Linked DNA regions of Homo sapiens: region 2 is linked to region 1. Evidence: chromatin contacts called from ENCODE POLR2A ChIA-PET data. All regions are on one chromosome and are shown on one strand. The core of a region is the stretch at or near the end of the contact, and the rest is flanking DNA. Distances in the headings are between cores, read along the strand shown. Region 1 overlaps MFSD2A (MFSD2 lysolipid transporter A, lysophospholipid). Region 2 overlaps CFAP57 (cilia and flagella associated protein 57).

The links. ChIA-PET counts read pairs that join two places held with the same protein, here RNA polymerase II (POLR2A).
Region 2: POLR2A ChIA-PET joins it to region 1 with 10 read pairs in PC-9. The contact joins two enhancer-like sites. POLR2A ChIA-PET finds 5 or more read pairs at or near these places in 2 of 52 experiments (HEK293 and PC-9).

Annotation. Positions count from the first base shown.
Region 1 is chr1:39,968,058-39,971,255 of GRCh38, reverse strand. It overlaps MFSD2A (MFSD2 lysolipid transporter A, lysophospholipid), which reads right to left. Exons shown (of 14, transcript NM_032793.5): 12 at 2,779-2,922; 13 at 2,511-2,687; 14 at 1,300-1,751. The coding sequence ends at 1,688. Among named protein-coding and RNA genes, the nearest start is that of MFSD2A, 15 kb to the right of the region's middle. Within about 2 kb of position 1,660, at least 2 of the 41 ENCODE cell types and tissues checked have a DNase peak (open chromatin) inside an H3K27ac peak, as active enhancers do.
Region 2 is chr1:43,205,412-43,208,609 of GRCh38, reverse strand. It overlaps CFAP57 (cilia and flagella associated protein 57), which reads right to left. Exons shown (of 23, transcript NM_001378189.1): 10 at 1,678-1,890. LOC105378685 (a long non-coding RNA gene) reads left to right here. Exons shown (of 5, transcript XR_007066041.1): 4 at 2,218-2,264. Among named protein-coding and RNA genes, the nearest start is that of CFAP57, 35 kb to the right of the region's middle. RefSeq lists an enhancer at 1,218-2,417. Within about 2 kb of position 1,714, at least 14 of the 41 ENCODE cell types and tissues checked have a DNase peak (open chromatin) inside an H3K27ac peak, as active enhancers do.

The DNA.
Region 1 (3,198 bases), core at 411-2,910:
TTAACGTGAGGATGACAATAATACCTTCCTCATAGGGAAGTTCTGACAACTATCTGAAGACTAACTGAATTCATACTTATTACACACATGTAACCATGCCTGTTAGTAACGCTTAATGTAATTTATCAAAGTAACCTGGCAGAACTTCATCAGTAAAAATGGTGGACCTCCCTCCCACCCAAAACGGAGCCCCACACTCAAGGTAAGAACCAAGCCAGAATAGCCTAAGAGCCTCTCTTGTCTGGGCCTCATTTATCTATTTATAAAATCAGGAGATTTGACTAGTAGCTCCTGATCCTGCCAGCTTTGCCTTCTTGTGATTTTGGGGGCTTGGCCTAAGTGTGAGACCCAGTGGTGTGTTAGGCAAGCTCCTACCAGCTTGTAAAAGCCAACTACTAAATGTTTAGGAAATGTTCAAATGAACAACCATGGATAACTTGAAATTGGCTATGGTGGGAGTTATTCATACCATGGAAGTTAGCCAAGTGCTCCCAACTAGGCCTTCCCCACCACCCTGTTCCCTACCGGAGGTGTTTGGTTTTTTTTTGTCACCAGTGCGTCTGTGGTAAAATCCTCCCTCATCTGATACACACATCCAGCAGGTACATTCTCACCTTTCAATACCATCAGTAACAGTTGTGGAGAAAGAACCACCAGTCTCCAGGGACCCCACAGGCCTCCAGCCCCACCAGCCCTGCAGGCTCAGGCATGCACCAGGCAGGAAGCACAGTGTACAGGCACACCCAGAGCAAGCATCTGTCTGCCGGTCCCCTGGTCATTCTCAGACACAAGGAAGTAGACAGTGGCGATTACGGTATTGGAGTCTTACAGAGTTGGGATAAAATTCCAGTTAGGTCACTAAAGGCTGCGTGACTTTAGCTAAATCCCTCTCTACACTAGGGTGTTCTTATCTTTCAAATAAGAACAGTCTTGACTTAGCAAGAGGCCAGGTGTAGTGGTTCACACCTGTAATCCCACTACTTTGGGAGGCTAATGCAGGAGGATTGCTTGAGTCCAGTGAGAAGGATTGGCCTGGGCAACATAGTGAAACCTCCATCTCTACAAAAAAATTTAAAAATCAGCCAGGCGTGGTGGTGCATGCCTGTAGTCCCAGCTACTCGAGAGGGTGAAGCAGAAGGAAGGATTGCCTGAGCCGAGATTGCGCCACTGCACTCCAGCCACAACTCCAGACATGTTCGCCCCCACCCAGTAGCACCTGGGGCTCAGTGTGTTCTCTAACGGAGTCTTAAGGCAGAAGGGCTCAGTGAGTGGCTGAGGACACAGACAGAAACAGGCAGCTGCTTTCCAGCTTTTATGAAAATTAATAACATTAATAGCTCACAGACATATACATACACACACATTGCTATGTACACAGTCATTAAGTTATTAATTAGGCTCTGTAAAAAAAAAGGTTTCTACATTAGTGTTCCGGGCTAGGCCCGATCAGTCCTTGGCATATTCACAGTGGCAGCCCCAGGGCTTGGCCCCACAGGCAGGCAGAGGGGAGGCAGGAGGCCACAGAGCAGCCGGCCCCACAGTGAGCACAGCAAGTGTCCTGGGCCACCTCCTTGAGTCTTCAGTTCCCTTCCTAGCACCTGCAGTCCAGCTGCTCAGCAAGCCGGCAGACAGGTCCTGATCCCTTCTGTGGCCTTCTGCATGGTGGCTTCGGGCAACGTGGCGGGCCCTAGAGGATGCTAGCCAGCTCTGTGGAGTCTGTTTCTGAGCAGCCAGAGCTGCTGGCCTCGTCCCTGCAAGAGAGAGAGGAGATGGGTTGGAGGAAGCATCCATCCTTACCCCTCCTCAGCCCCACCTGCCTCCTTCCTCACGTGATCTTGGCCCTGCTGTCGGACTAAAGTGAACCGCGGGACACAGAGTTTGCTCACTCCCACTTTCAACTGTTGGTTGGTCTGTTTACTGTCCTTGCTGCACACAGGGTACTGCAAACCCTAGATCTACACTCTCGCCTGGGCTGGCTGACGGGCTGGCATGACTCACTCCAGCCTGCCCACTGGTTTCCCCAGATGCAGGGTCAGGCCACACTCGAGGTCCTATATGCCAGGAGGCTGATGAAGAGTGCAGTCTCTGGAGCCGGAATGCTGAGGCTCAAACCCCAGCTCCGCCCCTTTCAGCTGGGCCAGGTACTCTTCCTGCTGAAACCTCAACTTCTTCACCTGCAGAGGGGGAACCCTAAGAACCTGATACTTAGGGTTGTTGGAGGGGTATGGGAGGTGATGGATACACACGTCCTATAACAGGCTCCTTAAGGACAGAGATTTTTGTCTTGTTCACTAGAGCAGTCAATGCCTAGCACATAGTAGGCAGCCAGTATGTATTTGTTGAATAAAGGTAAGACCACTTAACACAGTGCCTGGTGCGTACTTAAGTGTTACAGCTGTCCAGAGAAGATGTGTGGGGGGTGAGTCTGGACTTGGCCACAGGAGACACAAATTGAGGGTTTAGACACAGTGACGTCCCCTCCTCCAGCATCCTGTCCCCTCCCCACTCACCTCAGTGCCTGCAGGGCCTTCTTATTCTGCCGCCGCCTCTCCTCATCAATGGGGTACATTTTGAAGAGCAGCAGGCCCAGCAGGATGAGAACTATGGGAGCCATGGTCACGAGCATGTTCAGTGTAAACTTGACACGTTCCGGCTGCGAGCAGCCACGGGTCTGGTACCCTGCAAAGCTATGGGACCCAGGGGGTAGGAGAACGGTGAAGATGGGGCACCTGGGGCCTGGCCCTGCCCAGTCCTGCCCCAGGTCCCCACCCCACTCACTCCAGACTGAGGGTAGAAATGCCCAGTGACACTCCAGAGGCAAACTTGGTGAAGAAGACATAGAAGGAGAAGAAGATGGGCTCGGTTCCATGGAAGTGGGGCTGCTTCAGATGGAAGTCGTCAATGACATCAGGCAGCATGGACCTGCGCAGAGTAGTGACAGCCATGAGGACTGACCCACCTAACGGGCCTCTGTGTTAATGAGAAGAGGTGGCCCTCTGGAAGCTTGCAGTACCATGGGTACACAGCTCAGTGAGGATATGGGACCTTCACATGAATAAGAAAAGGCCTCTTGCTCTAAGAGGAAGTAACCCTGCCTGGAGGTGCTCAGCGTGGCAAGTGGAGCCCAGGCCAGATTACAGCCCCCATTTTTCACTCTGACTAGGTGTTCTTGCAAAGCTCACTACCTGTACAACTGTA
Region 2 (3,198 bases), core at 465-2,964, 3.2 Mb before region 1:
TGTCCAAGTGCTCTCATTGTTCAATGCCCACCTATGAGTGAGAATATGCGGTGTTTCGTTTTCTGTCCTTGCGATAGTTTGCTGAGAATGATGGTTTCCAGCTTCATCCACGTCCCTACAAAGGACATGAACTCATCCTTTTTTATGGCTGCATAGTATTCCATGGTGTATATGCGCCACATTTTCTTAATCCAGTCTATCATTGATTTGGGTTGGTTCCAAGTCTTTGCTATTGTGAATAGTGCCACAATAAACATACGTGTGCATGTGTCTTTATAGCAGCATAATTTATAATCCTTTGGGTATATACTCAGTAATGGGATGGCTGGGTCAAATGGTATTTCTAGTTCTAGATCCTTGAGGAATCACCACACTGTCTTCCACAATGGTTGAACTAGTTTACAGTCCCACCAACAGTGTAAAATTATTCCTATTTCTCCACATCCTCTCCAGCACCTGTTGTTTCCTGACTTTTTAATGATTGCCATTCTAACTGGTGTGAGATGGTACCTCACTGTGGTTTTGATTTGCATTTCTCTGATGGCCAGTGATGATGAGCATTTTTTCATGCCTACACACACATTTATTGAATGCTGTGCACCACACAATGTGCCAGCTAGTAGGGCTGCCAAGAGGAGCAAAAGATGGCCCTGCCCTAAAGGGGCTTTATTCTGGCACAGCACTGATAGCTGCCATTGAATTAGGACCAGGCTACTCGGGGGTACACAGGAGAGTCACCATACTGTCAGCTGTGTTCCAGCCACGGGAGATCTGCCTTGGGCTAGCTTGCTGCCGTGGTATCTACGCACTTTCCCAGGCACCAGTCACAGGAAAAGTGGGAGGAACCAGCTGGAGGAGCGCACAGCCCATGTTTGTATGATGCATCCTTGCTGAGCTCCTCTCTTTTCCCTTCACTATTTGGAGCCCAATGTAACTGTACGGTTTCAGAGTTTGGGGATTTCAAAAGAATACAGTGGCAAGCCTAGGTGAGAGCAGCTCACTGCACAGTCATGCATCGCTTGATATGGGATACATGGTTAGGCTATTTTGTCACGCAAACATCACGGAGTGTATTTACACAAACCTAGCTGCGACAGCCTACTATACACCTAGGCTATGTGGTAGAGCCTACTGCTCCGAGGCTACAAACCTGAACAGCATGTGACTATGCTGAATACTGTAGGCAACTGTGACGCAATGGAAAATATCTGTGTATCTAAACAGAAAAGGTACAGTGAACATTTGGCATTATAATCTTATGGCATTACAATCTTACAGTCCATGTGGTCCATCATTGGTGTTACTCAGTGCATACCGTAGTTAGGTTTTTACCCCAGGAATGTAAGTGCAGACCAAGGGTAAGAGTACAGTTTAGAGATGACATGACCTCCATGCCTGGAAGGTGGGAGAGAAGTTACAGACAGCAAGTAAAAGGGAAATGAAAAAGAGCCCCGCAATTTACAATTTCACCCAGTCAGGAAGGAAACTAGGCAGGAAATTCAGGAAGTGACGATAACTGAGCTAATCTAAAAGGAATGAGGAGCCTGATGTTATCTTGGGAAGAAGGGGCCCTGTATGCAGAGGCCCTCATTCCGTGCATACTTTGTGCTGTAAGCACGGGAAGCTGTCCCTGCAGATCCGTGCACCAGCCCAGAGGCGGGGCAGGGGCAGACTCACCAAGGAATCTGCAATCTCCTTGAGGGTGTGGTCTGATCCAACAGCAAAGATAATTTTGGCATCGGGGGAGACAGTAACACAGTTGTAGCTGCAAGACTTGAGCACGCATTCTGTCTCTCTCTTTCCTGTGGACAGATTCCATTCATACACAGCACCATCTGTGCCACCAGAAATCAGTTTGCTATCATCTGCATTCCACACAATTGAGCGAATCTGCAGGAGAGGAAGACATATCCAGTGAAGAGTGTACACACACTTACACCCTAACACAGAAAAGGGTGCAAACTCCTTAGGTGCTCCACTAGACTGAGCAGAACGTCCTTTCCTGCTGTAGGCCCTTCTGTTAGCACAAAACATAGCTTCTTGTGAACGTTCACATTCTGTTTTCTATGACGCTTGCAAATTACTGAAGATGAAACACTCTCATTTCTTTTTCACTTTATGAACGTAAAGACTGAATCCTACAGGTTTCTTAAGGCTAGAACCAACCAATTATTGCTGTTTTTTCAAAACATTTTTGAAATAATTATGTATTCACAGAAACTTGCAAAAATAGCACAGAGAGAGTGGACTTCTGGAATGGCACGGTAAGAACCTCAACTTGACCTTCTCTCTGACAATGTAGGTTAACTGGTAAATATGATAAAAAATAATCATTTAAAGTCTTTAGAAGGCTGGGTGCAGTGGATCACATCTGTAGTCCCAACACTTTGGGAGGCTGAGGTGGAAGGATCACTTGAGCCCAGCAGTTTGAGAATAGCCTGGGTAACATAGTGAAACCCTGTCTTTATAAAAATAAAAATAATAAGCTGGGCATGGTGGCATGTGCCTGAGGCAGGAAGATGGTTTGAACTGGGGAGGCTGAGGCTGCAGTGAGCTATGAGTGTACCTCTGCCCTCTGGCCTCAGTGACAGAGTGAGACCCTGTCTAAAATAAAATAAATAAAATGTCTCTGGAAATTGTCCTCAGGGAATACAGCAAATGGAAAAACATTTATTCAAGAAAATCTACTCAATCCCAGTAAGAACAGAGTCTGCTGCATTTAAGCCATGACTCGCTCTGTTACGGCCTCAGCTCCAGAAACTTCACTGCTGTGCACTCTGGGCAGATGTGGCCAAGATAAGCGACTCCCTCTCCCCATAGCTCCTGATCTTGGGCTATGGTTTCGGTCTGGAAAGGGAAACTGCTGGGATTTCTTATTCTTACCCCAGCCCCATGTTGCAGAAGCTCTATTCCAAGCAGGTGTGGCCAAGAGGGCTCAGACTCTCTTCCCCTCGGCCCATTGTCACTTGTTGGAAGAAACTCCACTCTAAGCTCAGCATACTGAGAATAACTGTGCCCTAATGATTCCTGACCCAGTTTGCTTATAGAGTGAAAGTTCCAAGCCATGAAGGGCAAGCCAAAAAGACCAGGGGCTTACATACGTGCACACACACATACACACGCATGTGCACACACACGCACACACCTCAAGTGTCACTCACAGAAGTGAGGATGTTACTCCTGGAAAAGCAGGTCCCC